4 separate regions of the Mus musculus genome follow, and regions 2, 3 and 4 are each linked to region 1. A link is a loop called in an ENCODE intact Hi-C map of the cell type or tissue named here. Cell type or tissue: left cerebral cortex. All regions are shown on one strand.

The links. Hi-C counts contacts between places; a loop is a spot of excess contacts. Peaks named below come from ENCODE experiments on the same cell type or tissue, not always from the same donor. Only the 100,000 strongest peaks of a DNase experiment are listed, where the experiment ranks them.
Region 2: a loop joins it to region 1, with 7 times the contacts of the local background. A loop is called at or near these places in 38 of 42 quality-filtered maps.
Region 3: a loop joins it to region 1, with 11 times the contacts of the local background. A loop is called at or near these places in 39 of 42 quality-filtered maps.
Region 4: a loop joins it to region 1, with 3 times the contacts of the local background. A loop is called at or near these places in 2 of 42 quality-filtered maps.

The regions. Positions count from the first base shown.
Region 1 is chr6:50,674,633-50,682,632 of GRCm38, forward strand. Gm38808 (a long non-coding RNA gene) reads right to left here and starts at 4,850. Exons shown (of 3, transcript XR_869066.2): 1 at 4,737-4,850. In left cerebral cortex, a CTCF peak has its summit at 4,714 (motif pointing right); a DNase peak (open chromatin) is centred at 4,726.
Region 2 is chr6:50,802,553-50,810,552 of GRCm38, forward strand. The region is part of intron 4 of C530044C16Rik (RIKEN cDNA C530044C16 gene); the gene reads left to right. Gm31455 (a long non-coding RNA gene) reads right to left here. Exons shown (of 5, transcript XR_869068.3): 4 at 5,160-5,275; 5 at 1,713-3,088. Among named protein-coding and RNA genes, the nearest start is that of Gm31455, 16 kb to the right of the region's middle. In left cerebral cortex, CTCF peaks have their summits at 4,422 (motif pointing left) and 5,760 (motif pointing right); DNase peaks (open chromatin) are centred at 505, 4,216, 4,420, 5,219 and 1 more place.
Region 3 is chr6:50,932,470-50,940,469 of GRCm38, forward strand. Gm31686 (a long non-coding RNA gene) reads right to left here. Exons shown (of 4, transcript XR_377658.3): 3 at 6,251-6,497; 4 at 932-2,605. Among named protein-coding and RNA genes, the nearest start is that of Gm31686, 7.9 kb to the right of the region's middle. In left cerebral cortex, CTCF peaks have their summits at 4,832 (motif pointing left), 6,560 (motif pointing left), 7,196 (motif pointing left) and 7,831 (motif pointing right); DNase peaks (open chromatin) are centred at 1,979, 4,819 and 6,579.
Region 4 is chr6:50,780,474-50,788,473 of GRCm38, forward strand. All of the region lies in intron 2 of C530044C16Rik (RIKEN cDNA C530044C16 gene), which reads left to right. Among named protein-coding and RNA genes, the nearest start is that of C530044C16Rik, 8.4 kb to the left of the region's middle. In left cerebral cortex, no CTCF peak of the experiment used is centred here; DNase peaks (open chromatin) are centred at 3,179 and 4,021; H3K27ac peaks cover 197 bases.

The DNA of each region.
Region 1 (8,000 bases):
GGAGAGAGAGATACAGAGAGACAGAGACATACCTTGGCATATTCAGCTGGGATGGCTCTATCAAATCCCTCTCATTAGTGCTCAGGGAACCCCATGGAAGAGAAAAGGGAAGCATGTAAGAACCAGAGGGGATGGAGGACACCATGAAAACAAGGCCCTCTGAATTAACGTGAACGTAGCTCCTACAGGCTCACAGAGACTAAAGCGGTGTGCACAGGGCCTGCACAGGTCTTCACGGAGCCCTCTGCATATATATAACAGTTTCTGGTTTAGGTTTGTACGGGATCTCAGTGTATGAAAGAGTCAGTCTCTGATTCCCGTGCTTTATCTTAGGCTCTTTTCCTTCTGGTTGTCTTGTCTAACCTTGTTAGAAGAGTTTTGTTTCATCCTATTTTTATTTTATTATTATCTCCTAGAAGTCTGTTCTTTTTTTTTTTTTTTTCTAATGAGGGGCAGTAAGGGATCAGATCCAGAAGGAGGTGGGGAAGAAGTAGGAGGAGTAGAGGGAAGAGAAGCCATAGTTAGGATGCGTTATGTTGAGAAAATATTTTTAATAAAAGAAAAAATAGTATGCCCTGAATTCACACACAAGGGCTAACTGTTGGATCTCTTGCCATGTTCTGAGGTAACCAAATGGCTAAGAATTGAGCTAAATACAGAATACTTAGAAAAGCTACTTGAGTATATTGCCACATGACCTGTAGGGTTTCCTGTCCTTTTGTCTGGAGGAACTGGTCATGACTTTGACAGTCCACTCTCATCTTTCTAACCCCTCTCATTATCCATGCTAGAATCTGGCTTAGTGTGATGCCGACTGGATTGCAGTGCCACCACCTCATGAATGGCACTGCTAGCTGCATCTTCTAGGCAGGCAGATGACAAGATGGCAGAGACACAGCAATAGCACTGGACTGCACAGATAAGGGCCAGGAAACACAGGCTGTAAGCTTTGCTCAGAGAGCATCTAGGCATCTTGTGTCATCCCTAGTGGATGCTTTTAATCTCAAAATAGACACCTGGGAAAAACTACCCAGAGGGAGATATGAACTTAGGAAAAAAGATCCAGAGAACTTCAAGGGATAGGAGCAGGCAAAGTGGAACTATCTTAAGGACCAGGAATAAGTATATATGTATATGTATATATAGATATAGATATTGATATATTATATATCAATCAATCATACATACTCAGGGCATCTTAAAGCTCATTTGGTTTCCTGTTTGGTGTCCTGTACTGAGGTCTCAGATCTGGTCTCATCTCTGCCACACAAAAGTCTCTTGTTCTCAGAGCTGTTGCCTTTCTGTAAAACACTGGGATGGGATGCCCTAGATGACCACATAAGTATATGTGGTCTGGTTAGTGTGAGCATTTTAGTCAGGATTTCTATTGCTCAGATCAAGTAACACAACCAAAACAACTTGTGGAGGAAAGGGCTTATTTTACTTTATAGCTTATAAGTCTATCACTGGCAGGGGTGGGGCATGGGAGCCATAGCAAGAACTCAGGGCAGGAACCAGAGCAGAAGCCATGGAGGAACACTGCTGACTGGTTTGCTCCTCATGGCTTGATCAGCTTGCCCACCAGCCCAAGAGTGGCACCGCCCATAGGGAGCTGTGCTTTCCCACATCACTATCAAAAAAAAAAAAAAAAAAAAAAAAAAAAAGGCAGACTCATCTGCAGGCCAAGCTGGTAGGGACATTTTCTGAACTACAATTTCCTGTTCCCAAATGGTTCCAGCTTGTGTCCAGTTGACAAAAAGAAAACAAAACAAAGCAAAACAACCCAACCCCCTAAGACCCAATAATAACAACCACCACCACTACCACCACCATCACCACAACAAAACCAAAACCAACTAGCCAGCACACTGTTCATTTTCTGTTGTGAAGTAGGAGAACATGCAGGATGAGACATAGGCAGGACCTTCTCTGCCAGCCCTGAACACCTTCAGTCGTCCAAGGACAACTTTGGGGACGAATGTGGGACTATTAAATCATTTCAGAAATAAAATTGTATAGAACTTGACCTCCTAGTAATAACAAGATGGTTGGATCTGACTGGGATTATTAAGAAGGCTGAGTGTCCTCATCTCAGTGGTCCTAGAACATGGTCCTTACCTCAGCCCCAAATGTAGAAAGACCCATTTTGGTCCCTCGGTGTGGATCAGCAAGTACATTAAACTGATTAACGGTTAACTAAGCTATAGTAAATCCCCAGGAAAAGCAGGCATAGAGGAGATACATTTTGTTGTGCTGGAGAGCAGAGGGAAAGATATGATGTTCTCAGGGCTCACAAGGGCAAGATGAGCCATGCTGGACAGTTCAGGAGGGCCCAGGGGCAGCATGGGGGCACTGCCACGCCCTCGGGAGCATGGGTTTTGGGGTTTTAGTGCAATAAGCACAATGGCAGAAAACATCTAGCTCTTCTTTGATTCTGTGTAAGGCAGGCACAGCAAAGAAGAGCCAGAAGCACCAGAAGGGAGGCCCTCATCTGTGGGATGGATAAGAATGGCTCCAAGTATAGACCACACATTCTAACTCCTAGATCTTGCCTGCAGTATTCTGACCGTCCATCTGTATTGCAGCCTGAATTCTGCATTTTCAAAGCATGCTATGCTGGGTGATTCTACTGCAGGCAATTTGTGGATGACATTTTCACTTATTTACTTTTCTTTATTTTTATTGTTTTGTGTGCATTTGGTATAGGCCTATATGCACCTGTGTGTGCTCATCATATATAAATCCGTGGAGGCCAGAGGTCAAAGTTGGGTAGCTGTCTCAGTTACTCTCCACCTTAGTTTCTGAGGCAGTGTCTCTCACCAAACCTCACTGTTTGTTTTGACTAGGGTGGCTGGCTAGTGAACCCCTGTCTGCTGAATTTCATCCCGCAGTACTGGAGTTACAGTTTATGTGAGGTATACGGCGATCAGAGCTCGGGTCCTAATGCTTCCAGCTCTGATGCATTGTATGTCGAATGATATCCCACCTTTCCGTGTGAAAGGTGAGCACTCACCATTCGATGCATTGTTTCGGTAGTGTTTAGTTCCTCCCTACCACTGGCTATTTTGCACTTCATGTATTATTGCCCCTGGGAATGAGACAGGCTGCCCGATCTGGAAGCAACGAATACTTGGCATTCCTGCCTGCTGCTGCAGAAGTGGGTTTCCCCACTGCAGATCTCTATAACCTTTGGGTTGAGAAAGCCATAAGAACCCCCCTTCGGCATTTCCCCAAAGAAACACTGTTCAAATAACTTACAACACGAGGCAGATTGTGTGGTACTTAAGGTCTTCTTGGTGTGTGTGGAAGAGACCTGAAGGTCTAGGATATCCAGGAATGAGCGGAAAGCCACATTTCCAATATATCCATTAGAGAATGACAAGAGCTGGCAAAACTTGAGTTATGGGGTCGTAACTCCACGTCACGATTCTGGCAGTAGCATAAGGCACTTGAACCCTTCCTTGGTAGTTTATGAAAACGTCACCCTCTCTATCCTCACCCCACCTTCTGCCATAGAAGATTAATAGCTCCCATAAATTACAATCATATTAAAATATATGTATTATATCTCAATATGAGCTTTTCATATAGGTATGAAAATGCCCTTGACTTAAACCCCCTGAGTGGCGTGTCTTGCTTTTTATGCTAATGCAAATTAATTCCAGAGAAGATGTTAGTTTTATAAAAATAAAAAGGCCCTGTAGATGGGGCAAAGCTTTACAAAAGGTCACAGCGGACCTTGAGCCTGGCTACTCCGGGCTAGGAAACAATCAAAAACAGGCACGAGAAACAAGCATATGGAAACCAAACCAAACACAGATACACAAAAACAGGAGAAAGATGGCTATTTGGGAACAGACAGGAAAGAACTGAGGCTAAAGTAGAGCAGGCTGTCATGGCTGTGCTGGGGGGGGGGGGGAGGGTCCTGAATGCCTGAGTCACTTGGTATTAGGTGTTAAGATCAATACTGGAAAACTTGAATGTTCAGGAAAGCTGGATCATGACTTGAAAATGGCCCACGTTTGATATTTGAAGGGATAAACTACTGAAGCGTTCTGCGTAGAAGAAGAAGATGAAAATAATACCCAGCAGGGAAATAGGTGTTTAGGAGCCTCTAGGGCAGGGGTTCTCAACCTGTGTGTCGTGACCCCTCAAGAGTTGAAAGAGCCCATCACAGGGGCTACCTAAGTCTTCAGAGAACCTGCCTTGTCTTTCTGCTTCCCAGGTTCTGTAGAGCTGCACCCATGTCCAGATTTCTGCCACCACTCAAACCTGTTCTGTCCATATCGTACTTCAGGGACTGAACCAAGGCCAGCAGCACTTAAGGATCGGGACTCAGGACCATCTACAAAGATGTATGCTGAGTACTTCAGGGACTGAGCCAAGGCCAGCAGCACTTAAGGATCGGGACTCAGGACTCACCATCTACAAAGATGTATGCTGAGTCTTTGTCCTTTAGCTCATTCCTCATGATCTGGATTTGAAAAACAGAATTGAGAATCTTTCCCAGAAAGAGCAGCTACATCAGTTTGAACCATCACAGCCGCCAAATTGCACTTAGGAAGACAAAGGTGGTGGGAGAGCAGATGCAAGGGAGGGAGGGAAGACAAACAGGAGGAGAAGAAAAGGATGGAGTGGGACAGAGGACAAGACCAGCAGTGCAAACCTGGTCAAGCTTCTGGTGGGCCGTCGGAGCAGTCCCTCACTACTTCCACCAGGGGGCAGACTCTACTCACCAAAACAGCCCCAACCGGTCAGACGCTGCAGGGAACACTGAGGATTTAGAATAACTGTTCTCCTTCATTCCTGCTGGCCTCTTCTATCCATCAGGTCCTTTTGATACTGTCTCATCCCTGGGAATAGGACTAGGTGGAGTCAAGGGGAAAACCAAAACCAAAACCTGACTTTGCTCAAATTTATAGAGTTTCATACAACATAGAATATAGAATTACAGCCTTGCCTTACTGTTCTAAATGCAGATGCTTTACCTCTGTACTGCAAGGCTATTGCATACACACATCATAGTCACATTGTTCTTCTAGGAGTTTCTGAATGGTGGAGAACATTTTTCTAGTGTCGTCTCAGGTCTTTTCTGCTTTTGTTTCTGTTGCGCTTTTAATACAAGGTGAGAGAGTGCATGAAGGTGTGTGTGTGTGTGTGTGTGTGTGTGTGTGTGTGTGTTCAAAGAATTCATAAGCTCTCAGCTTCTGTGTTAGAGGAATATTGTTATTTGGAGAGTAGTTGAAAATAGCCAAATTACCGTAGATTGTTCTATGGTGCTTAAAATGTAATCTCCGCAAGTGCCTCGTTCTCGTTGCTTCTGAGCACAAGATGACTGACTTGGTAAAAAGGGAAAGTCTGAACTGGGATGCTAAAGGGGATCTATTTCTTTCATCCTCCAAGTCGTTAAATATTATTATTACTGAGAAGAACGTTCCGGTGCCCACGCTGTTTTCTTTCTGGTAGAATTTGTCCTATTTTTGAACGCAATAGAAACAGCTGCCTTGAGAGCACGTGTGCCTTTTAGACTAGAATACTAGTGAATGAAGGTGGCCTCTCCGAAAGGTGAAAACACCCAACGAGAAGCCAATAGGGTCTCTGAGATAAAGATCACAGCCCAAGACGAAAAGGGATGCGGAACGAGACGACGAGCTGAGGGAAACGCAGATTTACTCTTCCAAAACTAGACAAGCAAACATGGGCACAGCAAAGCTATTGAGCAATGGATAGATATTAGACTCCATTAGCCTTGGGCTTTGCAGTGAGCTGTAGGTACCAAGAAAAGTCGGTTTATGTTGAGTAACCTTGGACAATAGCTTTATTCACACTGCTTAGTTTGGTAACAGGGGAAGACATGGAGTGAAGCTGCTGCTCTGTAGAAGGGTCATGGGGCCTATCAACCCCTGCCTTTAAGTATAACGAGCCAAGCATTACCTCCGTTTAAGACATCTCACATAACTTTTATGATGCACCATTGGACTAATTTAGCCCTCAGTCTCCTTAATGCCTGTGATGTATTGTGGTGACTCAGAGATGATTATTTCCGGGTGTGGGACTTTCTCCTGGTCCATCTCATAAGCTGCATGCCGATGTCATGAAGCTATTGTACAGAAAGAAGGAAGGAAGGAAGGGAGAGAGGGAAGGAGGGAGCGGGAGAGGGAGGAAGAGAGGAGGGAGGGAGGGGGAAAGAAAAGAAGGGAGAAAGGAAGAAAGGAAGAAAGAAAGAGGAAGAAAGAGAGAGAAAAAGGAAGAAAGAAAGAAGAAAGAAAGAAAAAGAAAAGAAAGACAGGCCTTCAAAACCCTGGTTCCTTCAGAGCAGGAGGACGGACTATAAAGAATGATTTACTATTCGTCTCTGCCTTGCAGCCGTGGAAACTTGGAAGAAGATCAAACATCCTCTCCAATTGGGCCACCACCTTTCCGTGTATGACAGTGTTTTTAAATGAAATCTCTGTCAGTCTTTGTCAGGCCCGTTCATTTGTACCTTACAGAAACTGTGTTTCAGAAGAGTCTGGAACCCAGACGGAGACGGCTTTGGGATGAAGAAATATGCGGGGCATCTGGAGTTTTCTCTCATAGTTGGTGTGATCTCTTCTCTGAAAATCATAGGCTTTGACCCAAACTGTGATTTTCCCTCTCAGTTAATAGGTATTAGGAGAGAAAGTCAGATAGTCACAGAGGGGCTGACAAAACTCCCCAAGTCTAAATTTGCAGGGAAAGCAGCACCAAGCCTTCTTCGGCTTTCTCTTATTTGACTCTATCCCCTGAGAGACTTTAGGGTTTAGTACTCAATTTTATCGTTCATTCTTACTAACCTGCAAATCTCAATGCACGTTTAGAAAAAGAAAAGAAAAGAAAGGAAGGAAGGAGGAAGAAAACCAAAAATAATTACTTGGGGACCGCAAAGGCCATATCTATATATGAGATCAAACATTTCCTGTCTTCCCTTGCTATTTACCTCTAAATAAGCACTCTTCTTTAGGGCTTTCCACTTGCTTTTGTGACAGACAAACAGCAGGGGTTGTCTTCAGGCTAATTAGCGGGGCTATTCTGGGATCCTGCAGAGAGCAGGGCTAAGTGGCTTGCTATTTCCAACTTTAGTTTCAAGGGAAACTGAGCCCTCTGGGAGAAGCAGGGTTGTGCTGACTTCTCAGCTCACGAGTTAGCCTGGCCTTAGGCTCCTACTTCCTCTTAGGCTCCTACTTCCTTCACTGAACGGAGGACTGGGATACGCAGAAAATGACTCCTAAGACCCTGAGGGTAGGTGGCTTTAGGTGTGCAGTTTTGCAACACATTAAACTACTCCCCTTGACCAGAAACATAACCACAAGTGTAAAAGATTTCCAAACAAATGGCAGCAGGGGTGAGGATGACAGTAAGGATTGAAATTAGGAACTTACCTCCCTCTCAGAAATAAAGGAACAGCAGAATGCAATCTGGTCATCCTGTGCGTGTCTGTGAGACTAGGAGAGCAAGAGTCCGGGTCACCCAGTCTCAAGCATCTGCCAGTGTTCTCCAGACTCTGTACTTTTAAGTATCACCAGACTATCCCTCTAGACTCCTCTCTGCTGTGTTGTCATTATGATATCCTCCCAGAGAACTTACAGGATGCCCAGACTGGAGACAGGCAGAGTTGATTGCAGAAGAGAGGATAACACACTCCTGATAGGTGAGCTTGGGTAATGACCAGAGGGACATTGCAGACCAAAACATTCCTAAGGGCTAGTAAGGGACTGTGGCCAAAGGGACCAGTGTTCTAACCTACAATCTAAAGGCTTTAGAGTATTTCTAGAGTCTATAGAATAGACTGTCCAGGAGCTGAGTAGACAAATTTGGTTGGGTCTTTGTCTTTGTTCTTTCCAGGAAGCCTCTGGCTGCACAGTAATCTTATCTTAAGGCTGGGTAGACCTTCTGGGCTGCTCAGAATGCCATGTCTCCACCTAGAGACAGACATATCATTTAGACCCCATTCTTTGGACCAGCAGCAGGATCCTGTCATT
Region 2 (8,000 bases), 130 kb after region 1:
GATCAGGTTTTAGTTCTGTTCATGATGCAAACAGCTTATGCCTCCATCTCTGCCCTTCATAAATGAACTCTATGAAGGGTGAGATCTACCAAGAGAAAACTGTAACAATACAAGGGAGATGGAATCTAAGCTAGAGGCTATTCTTCCCTGCTTCCCTGCAGAGTGGAACCTTCGTAAGTCTCTGTCAGTGACTTCAGAACCACCCGCATTTCCCCGCCAGAACAGGGTTGGTCCAGATTTACTCTCGGTGGTTTGACCCGGAGGCTCCTGCCCACAGATCTTGCTGTCTGTACCATTTACTTGCTGTTCTTCCCCTCTTAAGAAAGCCGAGTGCAAGGCACAGATCTCAGAAAGGTTTCCGCCCCAGGGAGATCCCTGTGCAGAGGGTACCTGATGGGATGGATTCATGGCTGTTCTGAGCTTTGGAAATGGGAGTCCTAGGCTGAGTTGCCTCCCTTCAGCTGCTCGGCAGGGCGCATGTAAAATCTCTGCAAACAGTCCCCGTGTGCTTATAAAACCTCAGGTCACTGACAATTGCAGTGCTCATTTGCTGTGGCCAATTTAGCGCTAATAAGCTGAAACTGGGCTTTGGGGCTTTGTTTCCATGGCACGCACACTCCCTTTAGAAACACATTTCCCAACTAGAGATTGCAACCTAATAGAGTTTGCCCTGCTCCTCTGTGTAAACTGACTTGTAGCTCATTTTGGAATCATTTGCCCCTTAGTTGAACTGCAGCTGTCTTTTTTTGTCAGTGAGCTCCACTGCAGGGAGGTGGGCAGCTCGCACGCTGTCCACCTGTGCAGAGATGGCAATACCCCCTCGCCCCCACTTTTCCCACTATCTGGGCAGAACAGGGAGGAGCTGTCTCTACTGGGGGAACTCTGCTCCTCCAAACCCAGTTTCTGCTGTTTGTGAGCAGCAGACTTGGGCCACACGTGTGACAGGGACCATTGTGGCAGGCCATAGGCGAAGATGCCCAGGTGGACCTTAGGGTTCTCCCCTCTGAGGTCTTCTGCAAGGCTGGTCCTGTTAGGGCTCACCCAGTGCTGTACAGCTGGCGGCTACTCACCCCTGCCAGGAAGAAGCCCTCTTGGGGGCTGTTACATCCAGCTACGGGAGTTGTCATTTCCAGCAAGGACAAGACACTCTGTTTGTGACTTGATTCTTAGTGACTTAGAATTTGAAGCTCAGGGTGAAAGACCGATTAAACACAGGCTCTCACAACTTTCTTGGAACAAAATGGAAAGGGTATCTTTTTGTCACAGGCTCAATCATCCCTGCCCCCTCCGGCAGTACTTGTGGGTTCAGGAGTCTCTGTTATCTCATGGCCACCAGCCCCAAGTTCCCCTGTAAACACATTGGTTTGTCAGACTCGCCCCAAGTAAGAGATGTCTTGTATTCCACTTTGCTTGACCCCTAAGGACAGAGAAAGAAGGGGCAACACCCAAATCCAACCCAAGCAACACTTTAGCAGAAGTCTGGTGGGCACATGGCCTCCCCCTTCCCAAGGGATGGTTAGGGAATGCAGATGTCTAATTGTCCCTGACATCCCAAAAGGCTGTTAGGAACTTGCTTCTACCTTGGAAGTTCTGCCAAAAAAATTCTCTGTGGTTCTGGGCAGAGACACTTAGAGACACCTCTGGGGCCAACTTTCTTTCATTACATTCAACTGAAATTCAGGCGGTCCTAAAGGAGAGATGGAGCTGGGGGAGGAGGCAGGGGTAGGGTAGGGTGTCATGGGATACCTCAGCTCCCCTCATGAGCTCACCATCCATAGCTTTACATCATGGCTCAGGAAAGGCAGCCACAGGCAGAGCCCAGGCCAGTCACTTGGTGTAGGGTACAGGGTAGGGCATAGGGTATAAGCACCAGGTGTCATGGTGGCTATTGAAATCTGCGAGACAAAGGGAAAGAGACAGAGGCAGAGGGAAGAAATGGAGGCATGCCGGTTTCTAGAGCACTGTTTGTTCGTCTTTACTTCTGCTTTGCCCCTTGCATAAGCCTAGAGTGGAACAGTGCTGCCATGAGCATAGTTAAAATATATATAAAATACAAACCAAGCTAGACCAAAGAACTGGGTACAATCACAGGCAATGGGCCAACCCTGGCAGGTGCTGGGCCTTCCCTGCTTGAGCCCCAGCTCCGTGCCTTCCTTCTGTCCCCCCTTACTGGCAGAACCTGGGGCTTGCCAGAGCACACAACATTGATTCCTTTCCCAATACTTAATAGCATGGGTCATGTTTGTCGCTGAGCCCAAAGGCCTGGTGGCCAGATCTTGCTAGCTGGGTGTTCTGTCTCTGACCCTGTAGGGAGGTGGCTCTGGATCACTGGCCTTTCATGTGAAGTCACCTCTTCACTAGGGTGTTAGGAAATAAGAAGGGTCTATCATGCTAATCTCCAGGTTATCTTGACAGTTTGTGTGGTCTCCTTTAAAGAAGAACAAAAACATGCCCCACCCCAACAGAAAACAAGTCTAGTTGAACACGGAGTTGGGAGGACGATGTGTTATCGATTCCTTCGGGGGATGGTAGGAAGGTCAAGCAGGCAGATTATCTCCACACTGACATTTCATTTTTTGCTCCAAGTTTTACTACATCCTGTCCCATTAGTCCCCCTCCCTCAATGATAGCAGTAGTCCAATCCTCAGAAGAATCCTGTGAAAATGGACAGCACTTTTCTCTATGCTGCACTGGAGTATCATAGAGAAAATGAGCCTGTGCTCTGATATCATCCCAGGAGAGCAGAGGGTGACCTTGGAGAGGTCAGGGATTCCCACTGATTCAGTTCCTAGAGACAAGAAGCTGCTTGATGAGAGAGAGAGAGAGAGAGAGAGAGAGAGAGAGAGAGAGCCTTCCTTAGAGCCTCACGGTTGGAGATGAGCCTCTTTAGGACTATCTCTCAGAAAGAGGTGGCCTTTGGTGAACTGATGCCAGTCCTAGGATGAAGAGCTGCTGCGTGGTGGGTAGATACTCTGAGGGACCAGAGGCTGTTTGTGAGAGCAAGGGTCCAAACATTTGAAGAGCTGCTGTTTAATAGAAGGTCCAGGTTTCTCTGGGTAATCCTTGCCAGGTGAATGCAGAGAGGATCCTAATGTTGGAAGAGAAGGAAAGGAAGATGGAAGATCTTTCCAGCAAGCATTAGAGTGTGAAGGTTCTCAGGGATTAACACTGACTCTGCAAGGAAGAGTCAAATATTCATCTGCAATCCATAACTCTTTTTTCTCAAGTTCAAATCTAAAACTTACAACAAGTTTAAACCAACACCCGTCTAACCGCTAATCTAGGTAATAGCTTCCCTCCTCAAGCAGCTTTGCTGGGACACAGTGGTGACAATCCATCACTTTGCCTCACGTCTGCCCACATTCCTTACCTGCAATGCTGCTGGTCCTTTGGAATGTAGTATTTAGTTATGCTTTTAAAATCATGGCTGTCCCCCATGACTTTTGCTTGTTCAGGCTTTCTGAACCGCTTTATACACATTTACTCTAGAACTGTGTGACCCTGTGGCCACATTGTAGGTTCTACTGATGGTTCTGTTTATTCAGTAGAGCTCTGCTTGGACAGTCCATCTCCCAACTACTCTCAGCCCACCCTCCCTATACAGACTGGGCTGTCCATGGGAATAGAGGGTGGTTCCAGGCCCTGACTCTCATTGGAAAGTTATAAATCTGAATCACAAAGTGCATCTGTAACATTTCTGTGTCTCTATTCGCATGGTCTAAGTCCATTGGTAGTACTTGCTTGATATACTGCAACCGCTCCACAAACATGTCGAGGAGGCTGCACCCAGAACTTTCTACAAGTCTTTTATTTTCCCCCAGACTTTTCTCAGTAAGCCACCCTTCCCAGGTCTGTGGGGTGCAGGCCTGGGTCTCTCCTGTTTTGCTCTGAACCTCACTTCCAAGTAGCTGCACTGCTGCTTGGCCTGTCTTCTGCACTGAACCCCCTCCCTTCTCCAGCTCAGGGTGTTTGGCTGTGCCTCAGAACCCTTCATGGGCCATACAGAGGGGTAACAGGAGTGATAACATTACCATCAAATTCCTTGCACCTTTAAAGGGGACAACAGTCCTCAGCCTAGGTATGCGCACGAGGGGCAGTGGGGGGGGGGGGGGGGAGAGAGAGAGAGAGAGAGAGAGAGAGAGAGAGAGAGAGAGAGAGAGACTCAGAGCTCAGTTTGTCTTTCACCGCCCTCTGCTGGTTGAGGTGGGGACTTTTAAAAAATCAAAGAACTGAGCTGAGAACTATGCAGTGGACTCTGATATCTGCAGGAACTTGGTAAGACAAGGGTGGGATAGGATGGGGGTGGGGTAGGGGTGTGGCCAAAAGTTTATATTTTATGGAGGAACAAAGTGATGTTAAGAAACCTTAAAGCCACTGTGTCTGAAATAGAAGCAGTGTTGCACAACCGGTTCAGTCCGATCCGCAGCCCAGGCGCCACCTGGTGCTGAACTTTTTCTGTCCATGCCCAGGTACCTCTTTACCACCCAGAGACAGAGGGAGTGGGAAGCAAGAATGCACAAATCCTTTAAACATGGGGCTACGTGGGGACAAAAGAGCCACAAGAGATTGAGGTCTGGCTTCTATCTTATAGCTACAATAGTCTTTTAGTGCCACCCAGGCGTGTGACAGGCCCCCTCTTTCTAATCTGTGAAGGGCTGTTCTCTGCTAATTTAGAATGGGGAGTGCAGGCTTTGTTTCCAATTTGTGTCCCGACACACCATCTTGATAGTGAGATGGGTGCTGACATATATTTTTATTGCAGAGATGAGGACCAGAGATGTGAGACTCTCGTGGCTACACAGGGCATAGAGATACTCACATCTTATTCCCACCATTCATGGGTGTGACTGTCAGGGAATCACTGGCAAAATGAACCCTTGCCAGTGGTGGCCAGTAAGGAAGCGGATGGGAGGCAAACTCTTAAGAAAGATGGGATCCGTGTCTCCCAGAGAGGTGGGATTTAAATAAACAAAGCAAGACAGAACCCAGGGGCAACGGGGGCCCCGAGAGAGCAGTGCAAATACAGATGTCCAGGGCCGGTGTACCGAACAGAGCAGAGGAGGGAGGTGGGGGCCAGGGCAGGACAGCTCTGCTCAGCAGTAGCTCTGGGGGTGAGCAGTTGTGAGCCTAGCCTGTGGGGAGCTGGGAGGGAAGATTACTTCTCTAAAGGTTGGCAGATCCTCTCGTTCCCATGACGTAAAGGAAATCGTGGAAACTTTCTGTCTGGGACAGGATCCAGGCACTCGAAGTCCTTGCCAACACTGTGATTTCTCATCTGTATGTTTGAAAGGAAGTTAAATAAATACGAGTTTTAATAATCTCTCTCATCGCTGACCACTGCCGTGAGCGCGACGCTGTGCTAAGCACCTCCGGGGCATCATCTCCTTTACCCTCCAGTACCTACAGGTCAGGCATGATTATTATCCTCATCTATGGCAAGGGGATTCTAATGTCTGGTGACACACAGGTGTACTAGCTAGTTACGAGTCTAAGTTTTAAGTGTAAACTAAGAATTTTGTTTCTCTTCATCCCATACCCCTGCTGTAAATGGCAATCTTCAGAGAACCCGCCCCCCGGCCCCCCGGTGTGAAGTGGATCTGATTTTTCCTACTGTGAGGCAACAAGAGGAGCCTTCAGAATTCCTTTGAGTGTTCTTAGGACACTTAGGTAGGTCTAACAAGTCTCTTCCCCAAAAGATACATGTGTTGGTGAAAACAGCTCAGTTTTTGAAGAAAAGGGAACCTACCTGCAGTTCTCAAAATGACCAGACGGTGGCAGTACACCATCAGTGATGCCATAACTTTTTTTGAGGTTTAAAGTTTGAGAAAACTGAATGCTGAATAGGTTTTTATGGGGACACAGAATTTTCGGTGCTAGAGCTCATTAAGCAATGCAGATAAAAATGGATAGCCTACAAAAATTTAATTTCTGTTTTCAACAGTATTTAGTTCATTGTTCAAAGTTGGTGATGCTATAGCTATCTATCCATCTTTAGGGTGAGCGTTGCCTTAAAGCTGATGGAGCACCGCCTAGAAAACAAAACAAAACCCTCAGTGCAGGGCTTAGGAAAGAATGTCCTACAAGGAGAGGGATGCTAACCTTGGTTTAAATATAAATTAAACCCTCATCATCTTTTACAGTTAAGTGAAACTTCTCGAGACAGCGGTGAAAGGTCTCCCTTCAGATATCCAACCAGACTTCACCTGAGGGGTTTTTCTCTCTGGCTTTAACTTTGTATGCCCCCCCCACCCCCCAAGCCTTTGAAGTGGTTATTTTAATATTTGTTGTGCTAGTGAAAGGGCCTGGTTTTAGTCTCTGTTCGCATTGCATTTCCAGGCCAAACATTTGATGTTTTTGCATCGCTCCCTTCCGGGGACCACGACTCCACTTTGTTTTATGACCAGAGCTGAAGCCAGCACCCATGACCCCGGAGAAGGGGACTGAGTTATTTATCCCCTCGGACGTTTCATTAAAGCACGGTTCATCTCCGCAAACAGTGTTTCCTAAACATGCTCTCTGATTACACAGAATGTTTTGCCTGTCCAGCTAAGCCATATTTTTTTAAGGGACATTTTTAAACACGCATGTTCAGGAACTCGAGCACCCGGTGGGGCGGGGGCAGCCCGGTGTGCAGCATTTAGAAGTGGAGTTGCTTCCTAATAAATACACAGCGGGGTCCTACAGGCGTGGGAGGTCCGTTCATATTTGTGGGAGTTAAGAGCATGGATTCCAAGGGAATTCAGAGTACAGACACTTAAAATAACACCAGTAAAGCTACATTAACCGCAGTGCCCTCAACACGTTGCCTTGAATGTGGTGCAATTTTTATTAGGTGAGGTTTTGTATGTTAAAGCCAGAAAACAAAACCAAACAGAAAAGCCAAAGAAACGGGCAAAACTTGGGATAATCCCTCTGTAAATATTTAATGAGAAACAGAACTGAGGTAGGTCGCCATTCATCTACTTTGATAACAGAGTCTGTGGAGGCTCTCCTAGTGGACTCTGGGGCAGCAGGGCAGATCTCCCCTGGAGCAGCTCATCCAGGCTGTGGCTAACACTGACATACTGACACTTGTCACGTTCAGCCGGATGGCAGCTCATGTGGGCAGGACACGTTTGACCAGAATTCCCCAGTGTCCCTCTGGAAGGGAAGTGGGTTATGTTTCGTGACCAGGGTTATCTTTATTTACTCATGTTCAGGTCAGCAGAAGAAAACGCACTGCATTAAAGTGTCGCAGGGCCATCATCCCCTCTGCTTCACCAGCCTGGGTTTCTGTTCTGGATCCCGTCTGCCTCCCACTCCCACCCCCACCCTCCAGTCCTCCCAGGGCAATCCTAGCTTAGCAGCTGCCAAGAAGTCAGAAGTGGCTGACCTGCAAGCCCCTTAGAGTCACAGCCTGTGTCAGGAACAAAGAAAAGACTACCTCATGTCCCTTGCAGATGCACTGAGAAATCTGAGGTCACTCTGTGAGGATACATCTGATGCCCTCCGTTCTCCTCTATCAGACTCCTTTACTGACAACCGAGACCCCTCACAGTGTCTTTTGATTATCAAGTGAATGGGATAGTATTTCCAAGGCCTTTCTGTAGTAAACTCTCATCAGCCTGATTCTCAGATAGAGTATGAACTTAGAATACTGAATTATGAACAAAACAGAGAGATGACTTAACTGAAGGAGGCTCTAACGAGTATGCGTATGCTTTGACAGATGTAGAGTATTTTTGATTTTGGATTTTTTTCCTTTGGGGGAAAATATTTTATTTACTTTTCTTATGTCCATCTGATAGGCATTATCAATAAGTGGAAAGAATTAGCTTTCACGGATTCCATGGTGAATGGTAAGTGTGGTAGATACATTTAACCTGACTGTATCATGATACGTATTCATGATTAGTGAATTGTAGTGTTGTGGTTCATGTCTTAGTCTTTCAATAGTAACCATAATACCCTAGTATAATCATTAGATGTACTATCTAAAAAATGGAACTGTTGGCAAAGCC
Region 3 (8,000 bases), 260 kb after region 1:
GAGATATGTTCTTTTAGCTGGGCTGCCCTGTCTGGCCTCAGAGGGAGAGGAAGTGCCAAGCCTCACAGAGACTTGATGTGCCAGGGTAGAGGGATACCCAGGGGTCTCCCAGCCGCTCAGAGGAGAGGAGGTGGGCAAAGGATTGTGGGAGGGAGTGACCAGGAGGGGAGTAATGAGCAAGATGTGATCATACAAACACTGGAAGGTGAGTTCTTGCTGGGACAAGGTGCCCATGAACCTGGGTCTAGCCTCAGAGCCCTTTCAAACCAAGGAGCCAATTGACCGGAGGTGGAAGCCTTGGCAACTCTGTATAACATCCTTGGCAATGAGCATCAGGGAGCAGTTAAACACTGACAGAGGGTTAGGTCCCAGGGCAGTAAAAGCTATCCCTTCATCCCCAGCTGAGCTATGAGGCCAGTATGCCTGTAACTAGCCATGCTGGATAAGTCATGCCATCCTTTGACTTATGTGGGGATCCTGGTACTGAGACCCACGAGGGGAAAAGAAGCCAGGTAAAGCCTGTCAGTTACCTGCCCGAGGCTCACCACTCTCCTGGCCTGTCAGTCACACCCTGGTCCATCGTGCAGAGACTAGGCTGCCCGGGGGTCCTTCTTATTAAATGCCAAGCCCTGGGACTCTGAAGTTCATTTAGTGTCCAGGCCCCCATCAGCCTGATGGAATCAACTTTCCCATTTTCCCTAGGCTTCCACACCTTCTGCTTCTGACCATCTTTTGTCCACTTCACGGAAACCCCATTCCCCCCATCCTCCCCCTACCCCCGCCTCCCCATATCACTGGATGTCTTAGTTTCCAAGAGCATTCAGTGTCATTTTAGCTTTTAGCCATTTGTTTTTATTTTTTAGTTATATATACTTTTTGAGACGTAGCATCCCCACATAGTTCAAGTTGACTTTGAACTCACGATTCACCTGCCTCTGCCACCTGAGTGGCATCACTGTCGATGCTACCACACTCTGCATGACCCATGTTTTATTATACCGTCCCACCCTAACAGAACTCCCTCCCCACCTCCTCCTCTCCTGACCAACTGACAGCATTTCTACTCCTACAGTCAGAAAACTGCAAGCTGTGTTCTTGCTGAGTAGAGCTGTCCACTTGAGTTGCCTTATCCTTTGTCATGAGCCAACTCCCGCAGCCGCTGTTCTCTCCAGTCTAAACCCATGTTACAGCCCAATCCCTGGTTTAAAGATGAAAACAGTGGCCAGCAGGTGCAGCAGCTGAAAGCAGGCTCCCTGTGGGGTCAGCCCCTTCTGCCAAGCTGGTCTAGGCAGCCATGCCAAGACCTTCCGCTCAGGCATCTCCTCACTGCGTAGGAACCCAAACTCCCTTCCCCACGCACAGGGCTGTACTTCTCTTCCCTGGCACCGGCCCTCACTCAATGATGGGGGAAACTGAGAGGTGAGTTCCTATCCTCTGTGGAATCTTCTGACTAGGGACCTGAGGGGACAGGATGAGCTACCTACCGCCAGTCTCCTATATAGGCCTGTCTCCTATAGCACAAAATGGTCACTCAAAGAGATCGCCCTTCCCCGCTCCCCAGCACGGGTACTAGGAAGCAGCCTCAGAAGCAGAGGTGGAGGCAGTTACAAAGAGCAAGGACAGTCATATTTCCATAACTTGATGCACATGGTGGAGGATCTGCCAGCCCATGGAAATTGCCCTGACGTTTGAAAGGAAAGATTGGTTGGAGCCCTGCTCCTGTTGGCCCCTGGGTAAAGAAACCCTGCAAGAGAGACGTGAAACCAACTCCATTTCCACTGGAAGTGTCTCTTCCTTTGGTTCAACAGCCCAAGCCCCTCCCAGAAAGCGCCCGTCCCCCAACCTCCACCCCCAGTGTCCCTGCCTTGCTGTTCTCAGCATTTGCAAGGTTGCCCACAGTCTGAGAGTGGGGTGCTCAGCGCTGGGAGTAGTGGGTGAGTTCCCCGTGTTTCCAGCTCGCCTGTGCAGATGGATCCGCAGCTGATTAATGACACTCTGAGCCACTGCAGCGCTCATCTGCTTAACAATCCGATTTCTAGGACGTTTTAGAAGTTGTTAGCTGACTGCCAAAAATGAGGATCATTAAAAATAGATTCACAGCTGTTGAGGAAGCCAGAGATATAATTTTACCTTCATTATGCCTTATTGCAGATGTTATTGATTTAATCTCGTTGCATTTTACTGTGTAATATCAATTGGCACTGTCTTTGCTGTAGAAACTGGGAACTGTGTTTGTTCTTCTTGTCTTCGCAGCAGAAGGTATAGTTAGTCGGACAGTCCAAGTAGGTCCAAGTCGTCATCCCGAACTCCGACCCACTCACCACCTCTGATGGCCACCGTAGCTGAGACCCATGTGCCGCCTTCAGAGACTCAGCATAGACCCATGACAGAACAAGAATCTGAAAATGGGGCATCTACATTCTACATCCTTTAAGATAATGTTCAAGCGTGTGAACCATCAGCATCAAACAAATGAGGAGAAAGGGTGGGGGGCATCCTTCCAGCCCCTTCCAGGTTTGCTTGGGCGGTGCCACACACGTCCAGTCCATGTGTTGAATCCTTTGCTTGTGTGACAGCCCTGTCCTCTGAAATCTTACGCTGAAACCTGATAAATAGAATTTAATACTAAGTAAATTAGGATGCAATAGGGTGTTGTCTTTCAAAAAGTGTTACTCTGAAGACTCATTCTGAGATATTCTGAGATAATCTTTAAAAAAAAAAGGTTCAGAACTGGAAAGTTTGAGAATGCTACATTAAAGAAGCTTGGGAAGCCCGGCGTGAGGGCTCCTCTTCTTAAGTCCTTACCATTGTAGCCGATTAAAGGCTCCTGGGTACCAAAGAAATCTGACTGACTCTGTTCAATAAAGCATTTTCCAAGCTAATTTGATGCAAAGGTATCTCTTCTATTCATGTACTAACACTCCTCAGTGTTCATTAGCAGCAAGCAGCCTTTGGAAAGCCTCTGGTTTAACCTAGAAGATGAACCGTCAGCACCTCTGGGAATCCCTCCACCTTGTGTGCTGCTCTTGTGGGCTCCAGCTTGCATTACAGGGGCCTTTCAATGATTGAGTTTGTGACCTAGGCAGCATCCCTCACCTTCTGTCCCTGGCCCACCACCTCAGCCTCCTAACTCTAAATAGCCCACCAGTCAATTAGCATCTCCTGCCTCCACGCAACCTGCCATCTCATGACCAGAGAGAGCCAGGCTGTGCTTGCCGCATCATCTGTGGGTACAGCAGGGCTTAGAGTAACTCTCCACAGTTCTACCAAGCCCTCTCAGATGACATTAGCTTCGTGATTATTCAAGTTCGCACCTTTTTGTAGCTATGGCTTTCAGGGGGGTCACATAACCACTTGTCTCGGTACCCCTTCACCAGCACGACACACATAAAACCATGCAGCAAACAGATGAGACAGAAACACTTCTCTGTTTGTAAGAGATTAGCAGAAAGCCTTTGTCCCCACCAGTAGCATTTGAAAGGGCTCCCTAGGCAACATTTAGGTTGGTGAGTGCACACAGGGGAATTCATCAACTCTGGGGGATATTGTCAAAGATTCCCTCTTTGTGACCATTCCAGGATTTTAGGTATTGTTAAGGCTAGTGAACAGTTGTGGGGTGTGTGTGTGTGTGTGTGTGTGTGTGTGTGTGTGTGCATGTTGCTTCTTAGAGAGTTTAGCACCTTTGATCATGAGGTCTAACATCTGCTATCAGCTAACAAAGAATGTGAATTATCTCATCTCAGCTCCCCTCAGCTCTTCTGTATAACAAATTGGGGGATTCTAGAAAAAAGAACACAAAACAAAAACAAAATGGAACAAACAAACAAACAAAAAACCATCCTGCACCTCCCATGGTGACTTAACTGTGGGCAAAATCTAGCCAGGAGTCAGGTAAGGCGAGCTAGGGATCAGGTTCATTTGGCAACTCCGTTTTTTGTTAACTCATCAATATCGGACAACTTGTCCAGAGTAGCAGTGCCTGGCTGTGTGTCTCTCCACATATCCACTACGGTGCTGAACACTGAACCCCATGCCCATCTGCTAACTAGTGAGTTAGCACCACTCAGGCAGGAAGGATGGAGCCAATCTGTTCTCAGAAGGACTCCAGCCACAGAAGGTGGACTGAAAAGCTAAGCCGCACTTGTCACGTGCGTGTGTTATGCCCCAGAGAAGCATCTACACTTTGGGGTGGCATCAGTTGCGAGACATACCCAAGAAGTATGTTTAGGGAAGGCAAGGGGGCGTGGTTATGCTTATACATGATCTCATAGACTTCCAAGGGAGGAAGACATCTTTGAGGATCCTTAGAGAGAGACACCAGGCAGGGGAACAGCTCACAGATATACCCCTAACTCACTAAGGGGTGATGCTGGATAAACTACTTCACACCATTCAACCTAAGAGCCAATCCCCCAGCTCTTGCAAAAATCCCTGCTCTCTTCTGCTTCCAACTTCTTTTGTAGTTCTGGTAGAATTTAGAATTCTGACTCTTAAAGATCGAACTAAAATGAAAATTCCAGAAAGTCTGCGAAAGACCAAAGAGGAAAATTTAATCTGGGATATGATTGAATGTCCTAAAAAATATGCTATGGGGAAGGTAGGTTTAGACAAATAACGAGTTCCCTTTTTTACTACGCTTTTAGAAAAGAACGGCGTAGGAACCAGACATGTTAGTAAGAGGCTAGGAAAATAGAAACGTGTTTTACACAGCTAAAACTAAGCCATTAACTTCACTGCTAAACAAAGAAATAAAACACTACATTAAAACCAGACTGAAGGAAAATGGCGGAGTGGCGCCACCTGGTGTCTATTTTCTTTTACAACAGCTGGTGCTTTCTGCGCCCCCTGGTGGTGCTATGCAGGCAGGAAACCCACCTTGCCTGTTCCTTTGCTTTGTGCTGTTTGCACAGGTAAAAACAGTCCCTTGGTGTACCTACTAAGCAAGATAGACGTGCAGTCGCCATATACAAACAGAACAAGTGAAAATACACTATTTCCCACTTATTGCAGGGCACTCTTCCTTTTGATGTATCTCAGATAAACCCTGACTTCTAATTTAAATAATGACATGTTTGTAAAGCTCTTTCTCTCCAAAAAACTCTATTGAGGAGTTTGATTTTTTTTTTTAAGTTTAGTACCCGTGTTAACTTTTACTTATTTTTTTATATCAAAATAAACTTTGATTTCAAAAATGTAAGAGATGGATGTGAGTATTTGACTCAGAAATGAGCCCCATTCCCTCGTGTCTCAGTTTACCTAAATAATGAGGATTAGTTCAGTCTACCTTCCTTCTTGTGAGGGAGGGAGGATGGCGCCATGGTCAAGGACAAATGAGATGACTGTTTATGGGAGCAATCGAGAAATGGGACAGGCATTATTTGTACAAAACAGAGGTAGTATTGTGTGGGGATTTTTTTTTCTAGCTGACTTCAGTTCCAGCCCAAATATCTATGGCTCCAGAATTTTTAATTGGTTAATTGTGGAAAAGCCAATGAATGGGGAAGTTAAAAGTCCCAGTCGAGTGCCAAGGTTTAGTGTGAGGCACATCATTCATGTGAGCATGGCACATCTTCCATAAAGCAGGGATGTGGCCACAATGCCTGCTCTGCTTCTAAAATCCTTTGGCCATTTTGCCACTGACATCTGTCCTTGGAATATTACGTGGTTTTCTTACAGATTCTTCCTAACTCAAACTCATCCTGACAGATGAACCAGGGAAGGCTGGTATTTCCAAAACACCTCTTGGTTAGTGTGAGTCTAATCACCTCCTTTCTCTGATTAAGGTTTGACCTAGCTACTCTCCGCCACTTCTTCTCAGGGCATCTATGGTGACTGCTCTAAGGTAGAATATCCCACACGTTCCATGCTCAGGGTCATTCTACCCACGCAGTGAAACTTCATACAGGTAGGACAGGCACAATCCATGTTTTGCAATGTACCATAGATCTCTGTGCCTCCATGTCCTCATCTGTGAAATGGGTACTATATTACTGACTATCACAGACTAAGGTGGCACTGAGTACACATCTCTGTCCCAGACACTGAGTAGCTGTCACTCTTCTGGTTCACAGAGCACACTCTAGAACTTAGAGTCACTTCTGAATTTGATCCCAATGTTCGTCTTGCTGTTTCATTTTTCATTTTCTAGCAGTCCAACATACATTCATTCCAACCCCCACCCCAAATACGGAGTTCAATATATGCTAGTTTAAACTTACAAATGTAAACAATTTATGAAGTGTATGCTTACCACAGGCCTGTATTTTATTTATGATCCAGTACTGAGTCCATCTCACGAACTATAATATAGTTATCATAAACTCGACAACATGTTGGTGGATCTTGCCTACTGGTATTTCATAGTTTCGTGTACACGTGTAATTTTGATTCATGGTATTTTCAGCTTACAATGGTTTTGTTGGGGACATAGTCCCGTTGTAAACCGAGGAGCATCTGTACTTGTGAATACGTTCTTCAGGCCTCTGCTGTAGCATTTCCTTAGGAAAAAAAAAGAAAAGAAAAAGAAAAAAAATTCACTTCTTCCTCTCTAGTGACCCCTGGTGGCCAGCATGGAAATGAACATGGCAAACAGTGTTAGATGTGAAGACCGGTCTCAGTGGCATTTTGAAACACCGCGTGTATCTTAGACAATGTCCTCCTCCTATCTCCCTCACACTGCTGCATCCCCTACACTGGGACCCCTCTCACACTCTAACATACTGCTGCCCATTCAATACCTACTGGCTACGTGCATTTACTGTGGCAGGTCAAACAATACCATCCTGAGAAATTCATGCAGATTCTAAAGACATCACATAGAGAGAACAATAAAATATGAAACATATATTTTATTATTTTAATTTGTATTGATTATATACTGAAATGATATACTGTCTGTGTCTTACAGAGTTTTTATCACCAGAGTAATTGTACTCTGTCATGCACTACTTTCCTGTGACACTTCTTGTCTTTAAGATTGGATCTGGCTATGTAAGCCTGGACTGATGAAGAACTGGGGTTGCAGGTGTGTACAAAGCCACCCCCTCCTTCTCCCAGGCTGGGGTTAAAACTAGTGCCTTGTGCATGACACGAAAGTCAGTTCAGCTAAACAAAGTCTTCAGTTCCCCTCCAGGGCACAGGTTTCTGACCAGGCTTCCAGGCATGGGCTCCCTCTTGTGGAGCAGGTTTTAAGTCCAATTAGAGAGTGCTTGGCTACCCCTATAATAGGAATTCCATAATTGCACATCTTGCCAGGCAGGTTGATCTTGTAGTTTGTAGGTTTCACATCTGGGTAAGAGCTTGGATGATCTTTCCCCTAACAGCCTGCGTAGAACTGTCTGGACTATGAAAGCTAGCTGGCAGGGAGAACAACCTCTTTAATGGCTGTATAAGTGTCACGTTTATGGGTGTATGTTCTCTATTCAGATAATCTGGGAATAAGCCATCGATTAAGCAAAATTGAACATAATACTTCAAAGCACCCTTTGCAGTTTCTGTGGCCACTACACCAGCTTCTGGCAAAAAAATAAATAAATAAAAAGATAGTCATAATTGTATGAGCAACATCCTTAGTGAACTCAGCTGTTTCTCTTTGCTCTCTCCTCATTCGTCAGGGAGGATTTTGATATTCATATCACAATTACAAGATAGAGTGATTTGGGTCCTTAAATTACATATGGAAGTTAACCTTTCACCTTGAACAGCATCCTAAGTTAAGAATAAATAATGATTGCATTAAGCCATGTGTGATCTTTTAAAGATGTGTTTTACTGTGTACAGGTATGTGTTGTCTGTCTGTGTCTACACATGGGCATGCATGTGCTCTCAGAGGCCAGTAGAGGGCGTCAGATCCCCTGCAGCTAAAGCTCTAAGCAGTCATGAGCTGCCTGTGACAGCAGAGCTAGGACCCCAGGAAGAACTCTTAACCTCTGAGCCATCTCTCTAGGCAAGCTAATGGAAATTATCTTAAATGATATTGGCTATTTGGTTAATATGGGTTT
Region 4 (8,000 bases), 110 kb after region 1:
ACTGTAGTTTGGGATATGTGAGGCAAAGAAATCTGTTCCTTCCCGAGTTTCTTTTGGTCACGAGGTTTCATCCCAGAAATAGTAACCCCAAGTAAGATTGCAAAGCTTCAGGTAGGGCGTGTTAGGCATTCCTGACCTACTTACTGTCATCTCAATAGGCCATTTCATTCAGGTTTCATGGTCTGGCCTTGATAGTAACCCAAATAATAAAGCCATTATATTGTAGAAAGGAAAGCATTGGAGCTCAGTTGGAACCCAGGCAACAAGATGGTTGTAAAGAGAGTTGTAGCAGTAATGCATTCTCTTCTCCCAGCCTTCTTGCACTAACTGCCTCTTACGTTATGCCAAATGGTCCCTAACCATGGCTGGCCTTCTACTTAACAGAGCCAGGTCTGGTGAATGCTATGACATTCTCTCCCTCTTTGGGAATAAAGTTGGTTTTATGTCCCCCTATGACAATGTCAACAGGTTCTGGTTACGTCTAATTGCTGTCCCCATGGAAACACCTGCCCACTTTTCTTTTTACTGTGCTTGTGGGCATTCTTCTGTGGCACTATTCCAACTAGCAGAGTACCATTTGAGGAAAGACATATTGGAGCGTTAAGTCATTTGGGAAGTAGGTTTTAAGTCAAAGATTAGAGTGCTCTCGAAACGTTGACGCTGTCTCACGTTTAACAGACGCCTTCTCTTTTCCCTTAGGTATGTCTGCAACCAATAATTGTCCCCAGAGCACTAAATTCTTTTTTCTTTCTTAAAAAGACAAGCATTTGACATTCTCTCGAGCAGAGTCAAAGCTTGGAAAATGATTAGAATCACGTGACTTCAGGGGGTGTGTGGATATTTTACAGACAGTTTCAGGCATTTTTGAACCGTACCTCATAGGCCCAGGAGCTGCTATGACGCGTGCTGGCTCCTTCGATGCTGCAGGCGAATGGCTCCTCTGGTATTTCAGTTAAGAAATGGTCGCACAGCAGCAAGTAAGTTTCCAAGCCACAGAACTCATGTAGCCCCTCTGTTTCTGTTGATAGGAGAAATGAGGTAGGTCTAGGGAAGATTATAATCCTTGAGGGTGGACTCGATGGCAAACTCGGGAGAAGACCCTGTTCTGCCACTCTGCACAGGGCAACATGGGTGAGCGCTGCAGGAACACACAGCATTCATTTGATTTTGAATCAAGTTTTGGTGTTTGAGAGTTTGGACATGTTTTACTGTTGCCAAGCTTTTTGCACCCCGCTCTGTTCAGTGACAAATTCTCTATGTAGGTCGATACCCACAGTTTGAGAAGCTGAGGTTTACTGTCTCTTCTGCTTTCGGGCTGGAGACAGCTAAGAGTTAAGAGATGAACTCCAAGTGTAACATCTCAACCACTTCAGAGGTCTCCTGAGGACTGAGTCTTCATGCTGCAGAGGCTGAGAGAGACCCAAGGGCTCAGATTTCTTAGACTCAGCCTTCCTGATCCGAGTCCTCTTGACCTTCCTGGTAGCATTGACTCCTCTATTAACATCTTGCTACTGAAAATATCAAAGCAGAGTCGGTTTTGCTGGATTCTACCCTTGTAGTTCCACAAATTGGTTCCTCTGAGAGGATCAGCATCAAGAAGGTGCAGGCAGGGAGTGAAGAAATTGCCCTAAAGAGCTGGAAGGAGAGAAATTAGTGTTAAGTTGTCACCTGACACATGGAAGGTAGATGTGAATATATGTTTCCTTAGCCTGCGCACGGGGAAGACGATATAACTTAATTCTCAGGGGCTGTGCATGATTATATTACAAGGAGAGAGTGCAGGAAATCTGTCAGGGTGACAAACCAAGCTGAGAAAGTAAAACAAATATCCAGTGAGCCATGCCTTCTTCATTCTAGGAACTCCAGTTTAAGAAACCTCTGCTGGGCATGCTCTCCTGTCAGAGAGAAGAGAGTCTATCAGGTCACACTGGCAAGAAAGTCTGGCAGCAGGACTCATGTCATGCCATTTCTGTGTACAGTCTATGGCCAAGCCTAGTGTCAAGGGGTAAGATGACTCAGTTCCTTGGGGAAGGGCAGCAGATAGCTCTGATAATCTTTAAAATGTCCCAACTAGATCAACGTTTTATACTCTTCTATATAGTACTGAAACTGTTATAAATTTAATTTGGTGGTAGGCAGGTGCCGTAGAGTATGCCTGCAATCCTAGATACCCAAGAGACTGATGCAGGAGGATTGTAAATTTGACACAATCCTGTCTCAAAGAAAACTAATAGAATGAATTAAAATGAAGGGCCGAGGATAGAGCTTAGTTGATCAGGTTCAACCTCCAGTGTAAGAAAGAAATTAATGGGATGTCTCTTTTCTGGTGTGAGAATGTTTACACAATGGCAACCTTCAGTTCTCTATTCTCACTGCCATAGGAAATGGTGGTGGTAGTGTGTGTGTGTAGGGGGAGGAGGGGGGTTCTCAGACTTCCCCAATAGAAATGAATAGAGGTAATATTCTCTAAGGGAAAGTCTAGAAGGCAGTAGATGTAAGTGCCAAAATATGGCAGCACATATTTTAGGTTCCATTGTGTATTTAAGAATTAAGGCATTCCACAGAAACCTTCCACCAAAGATGGCTCTTACTGGGCTTTCCATTTGAAAGACAGACTGTCTGCTGGCACTGCAGCAAACCTTCCCAGCAGCAGATTCAAGGGTCCATGTGCTGTCAAAGCTAGTGTTTTGGGTTCAGATATTCACACCCACCTGACAACTGCCTACCTTCTGTATTCTACCCAGGGGTCAGGGGTGCCACTTTCCAATCCGAGATCACCATGTTTCCCCAAGACACAGCTGTTCATCGGGTGGTTTGAGGACAGAAAGAAAATGTCCATTCCATCTTGTGTTTCTGACTTCGTGGGCCTCACCTACTGGGTGGAGAGGAAGGGAGGCTCAGAAGCCTCCATTATGTCCTCACAGGCCCTTTGCAGACACAGGCACATCTATAAAGTGCCCTGGCACCTCCTCATGTCGCCTCTCTGCTTGGTTTTCTGAGTGGCGTGCTGAACACACGGGCGGCAGTGGCTGTCTCCATTTACATTCATTTCTTGGGTAGGAAAGCAATTGTTCTCAGATGATAAGAAATCGTGCTCTCGAGCATCCCCAAAGTGTGCTTTACTTCCCTGGCTCGGGAGGCGGCTGTCACTGCTGGCGTTGCTGGCGCTGTGCTCTGGTTTGTCTTCAGTGAGTGTCTCACACTCCCAGCCCTGCCACCTCCCTTCCTACTGTGTTTGGAGAGTTGTTTGCTTCTATGTGTTATTCAGTAAAGAGTGCACACATTTTGCATTTCAAAAGCTGCTGAGATGCTTACTGGGACCAAGCCTGGGTTGATGCCGGACCTGACTGACCTCTCCAGCGGCCAAAGCGAACTAAACATTTCAGTCTCTCACTGCCTCTTCTGGATGCCTCCCAGATGAACACAGACTAAAAACCACACTAGTGTTCTTTATCATTTTGTCTTCTGTCTTTGTTTCCTGAAAGGCACATTGCAATGTCTCTCTAACATTTGGACGAAGTAGAAGCTGACAAGAGAGCTCAGGCGGACCAATGCCTTGATGGGAACAGAGTCAGAATTCCTGTCCCCAGTACCCAGACCCACACAACCGCTTCTTTTCATTTCAAATAAAAATCCTTCTCGTGCCTCATGCTTAGAAGGAGATTCTAGTAACACTACCTTCAATTATGCTGCTTTTTAGGGGAGACTAACTTTGGGGCCAATTATGAAAGTAAGGAGACCTGGAATGGTGTGAATGAAGTTCAAAGATGAAATGGGAAAGAATAATAGAATTAATCATCCCATAATTCTTTTCAACCCAGGACCCAAGGAATCCACAGGCACCGTGTCACCGAGTCAAATGAGCTATAATGGAGAAGCCAAGCAAAGGCCTTTTATAAGTTCCATCTTTCCTTCTCTCCGTCTGTCTGGCCTTCTCGGTACTTGCACTTTATCTTTGGATGAAAGACAAGCAAACTCTGGGCCAGGCACCAGAAGAGAATGAGTAGGAATAACAGCAAAAAGGGTCCATTGCCAAGAGCGTGGAGGAGGCTCCACGGCAGAGCCAAACCCTTGACTGGCACTGCGGGGTTCTGAAGCCCGGGACATCTGTGGAGCTGGTCACCTCAGGAGGGGAGACTTTTCTGTCTTGGCTGATGCCTTCCCTGCACAGTGCCTCTGGCTGAGTTTGTTCTTGGCTGATTCTCTCTTATGGCAAGGCAGGTGCTAGAGGTAGGGGGGAGCCAGGGAGCTTGAAGTCCATCCACTGTTGTGATAAGAAAGCAAAGGAGAATATGTTTGGTGGATCACATATGAGAATCCCGACTCCATCTTGAGGGTGAGCTGGAGGAGCCGCCTCTGTGAGGCTGCCATGGTCACTTATAGAATAGGGTTGAATGCTGGAATTTTCCACGTCTGCTGAAGACACACAGTCTGTGGATTGGTGAATGCTTGCTGTGAGTGCCTCTTCAGCTGTATGTAGGAAGTTACAAAATGGATTTTGTTGTCTGTGGAAGATTTACTAAGCTCCCTGGCTGTCCAGTTGCATGAGTGCTGTCCTCTGGGTGTTGCATGGATGGCTATGAAAGAACACACTTGATCTCTTTAAGTCTGGCCATATTAAGTGGGTGGGGAATATAGACATGAAATAAGTTATTGTGAAATATTAAAAGCCAAATATTTTCCTGAGAACTGAAGGTTAAGGTTATGAAAAGTCTAGACAGCTTGAGGTCCCTCAAAGTTCAGGCCCTTCTTTAACTCCAGTGTAACTAGGTCTGGCCTGAGCATCCACTGCCAGCACACAGGCCTGGGCTCTCAGATCACTTCAGCTGGGACATCCACAGTTCAAAAACAATGCAAGTCCAAGCACCCAGAAATGTTTATGAAGGCTGGCTAAGAGACAGTTTCTTTCTTTCTTTTTTTTTTTTTTAAATATCACTTTTTCACAGTTATTTTCAGAGAAACAGAAATATTGACTTGATAGCATTATCCAAGGATGATTCAAGTATTGGTGTGTGATTAGTGCCAATTGTGTAAAATAGTTCCAATAAGAGAGATTTTTGTAAGTTCTCTGTAGGAAACACATACCTGGTACTGTCATGTCCAGCATGGCTTGGTCCTGGACACATGACTGGGGCAACAGAGGAAGGAAGAAATGCTAGAACTGAAGAAACAACAGATACATATAGAGCAGAGCTGGGACTGGGTGGACTGTGCTCACGCTTACATAGGGTACCTACTATGCAACCCTGAAACTCATTGCTCGTGTTATGCACAGCATGAGGAGGAGGGGTTAGGCAATCTTAGTGGTAGCTTTCTATAGTGAAGCAGTCTCCAGCTGTATTCATATGGGAAGAGGAAGGTGCAGTCTGTGCTTTCTGGGCACTGCCAAAATCCACACAGAGACCAGAGGAAGGCTTTGCCATCCCCCAAACATGACCCGGAGAAGCCTTTACCATTCTCACTGATCTGAGACAATGGGGCCCTTGACCTGGCCATGCTCATGCCAACAATACACATTCACTCAGGACTTCATCTGCTCACCAGATAGTTCTGTAAGTCTGTCCCAAACCCTGTGGTTGGGGAGCTCACAAGCCACATGGGGAGCCTGCTACTCTTATTCAGTAGATGAACACAGTACACATTTCTCACTAAGTTCATATGAGAACTTATGGCCTTCCACTCTCACACCTCACCAGATAACTCTCTGGGTATAGTAGATGTAGTTAATGCAGAAACTCACAGTCGGTCCTAGGGAAGAGAGTAAGTGTCAATAGAATAGTCAGTCACAAATGGGACATCTACATATGATTCTCTCCCCAAAGCTCAAGGACCACTGTAGAACAGGTGCTAGATAAGAACCAGAGGCTAAGAGGTGGAGAATCAGAGCAAAACAGTATCTTATGGACATGGTAGGACCTCTGTTCTTATGAGCTCATGGCAGCTGCTTGTCTGCACAAGAGTTGCACAACATCAATCCACTCAACACTCTATCATAGAGAGGAAAGTGGTTCTTGAGCTCCCACTCTTAACTGAGAAGCTATTGACAATTGATGGCTTCCAGGGAAGGGAGCATCAGTTTTCTTTAAGGGTGTGACTTCTCACAGATGGATTATGCTCCAGTGTATCTGCCCCATACATATATGGGCATCACAGATTGGAGTTAATAAGTGGTCTAAACAAATAAAAAGAGGATGCAGGGTTGGAGAGTGGATTATGATCAAAATACATTACATGACATTATCAACATATCCACAAAAAGTCCATTGAGTGTCAATGTATGCAGTAAGTAAGCATAAATAAGACAAACTGATAGAAATATGGAAAAGTATATTTTAGACTAAACAATGAAAGATAAATTTGATCCTGGGAGTTTCAAAATAACATAGGCTATAAGCTTAGATTTTTTTAAAACCTACTTTAATTATGGTTCTTTAATGCCTTAACCCCCCTTTTAGCCTACCACTCACCAGAGGTAGGGGAAAAAGAAAGGTTAATAGGAAACAGGGGTTGTTGTTAGAAATAGTTCTTTGGGGTCATTTCAGTCTTCATTGTCAGCAGTCCAGTTTACTAGCAAAACACCAAACATGAATTAACAGCTGCATTCCAATCCACTTGGCAAACTCCAAACACAAATCAGTAGCAGTGACTCAATTTGGAAGAAACCCCGAGGCTCCACCAATTGATATGAGTCCCTGGAAGCAGCAAGAGGCGTCAGGAATACCACCAGAAGTTCTTTGGTGTGTTTCTTTCTGCAAAGTCACAAGGAAAGATCGGTAGAGAAAGCAAGATGAGCCAATGCGAGAACGTTGTTGGCGGAGTCCAACATCAGTGAAGCCTAACAAAGACCAGCAAAGAGTTTCAAGGTGAACCAATGCAAGAAAGCCATCCACTGTCTGTTGAGTTATATGTGTCTACTCTTTCCAAATATCATGTGCCTCCCAGGCATTTGCTCCAGAAAAACATCACATACCCTTCCACCAATTAAGGGCTAGGATCCAAGCTTTGGGATCATAGCTGCAGGCAGTGCCAGCAAAGATAGTTTTCTTGTTTGTTCATTGTCGTTTTTGCTCTCAAAGCTTCAGCCTTTCTCCTGGGATGGCTGAGGAGCAACGCAAACCATTGCTGATGGATGGAGTCAATTGCCTGCCGGTTCCTATTTTTTTCCCTTCAGAATTCCACTTACAGGAGGATAGTTTTGGACAAGTAAGCCTCGTCCTCCTGTCAGTCATCTTCTCATCACCGTCCATGTCACCTGCCCCTTTTCTGGGAAGACTCCTGGATAATGTGTTCCATCTCACTTGGGGAGTAATTCATGAAACAGAAAGACGTGCAACCCAAGACAAAGGGGATGCTGGGAGAGAGACGGGAAGACGATCAGCAGGATGGCAGAGAAGGGTGGGCCACAGGACTGCAGGCAGGAGGACAGCCTCAACATGTGCAGTGTGGGAGAGGAATAGGAAGCAGATAAATCGCACATCTCAAAAAGCTTTATGTAGCTGTAACTAGGCTAGAACAACCTGGGTTTGTTTAAAATGTACACGCTCATTAGGTTTGCTATATTTATCCACACATGGAACATGCATCGCTCTCTGAGCAAATGATCACTTGTTGGCTATGATAGGGAAGGGCAGTATCTTCTTGGCACTTGGTGCGTGGTGGCACATACCTGTCCTGCTAGCAGACAGAGGCAGAGGCAGAGGCAGAGGCAGAGGCAGAGGCAGAGGCAGAGGCAGAGGCAGAGGCAGAGGCAGGAGGATCTCTGTGAGTCAGAGGCCAGGGTATTCTATCTAGTGAGTTCCAGGTCAGTCATAGTGAGTTCCTATGCAGACTCTGTCTCAAAAATCAAAACAAAATAAACTCAGTTGCTTGCTTATACCTCAGTGGTAGAACACACTGACAAAGAAAATCAGTGACCCACATGTCAATGGCAGTTTCTCTTGCAGATTTACTCCAAAGTAATTCTTCTCAAACCATCTTGTTTATTTCAATCCTTTGCTCTC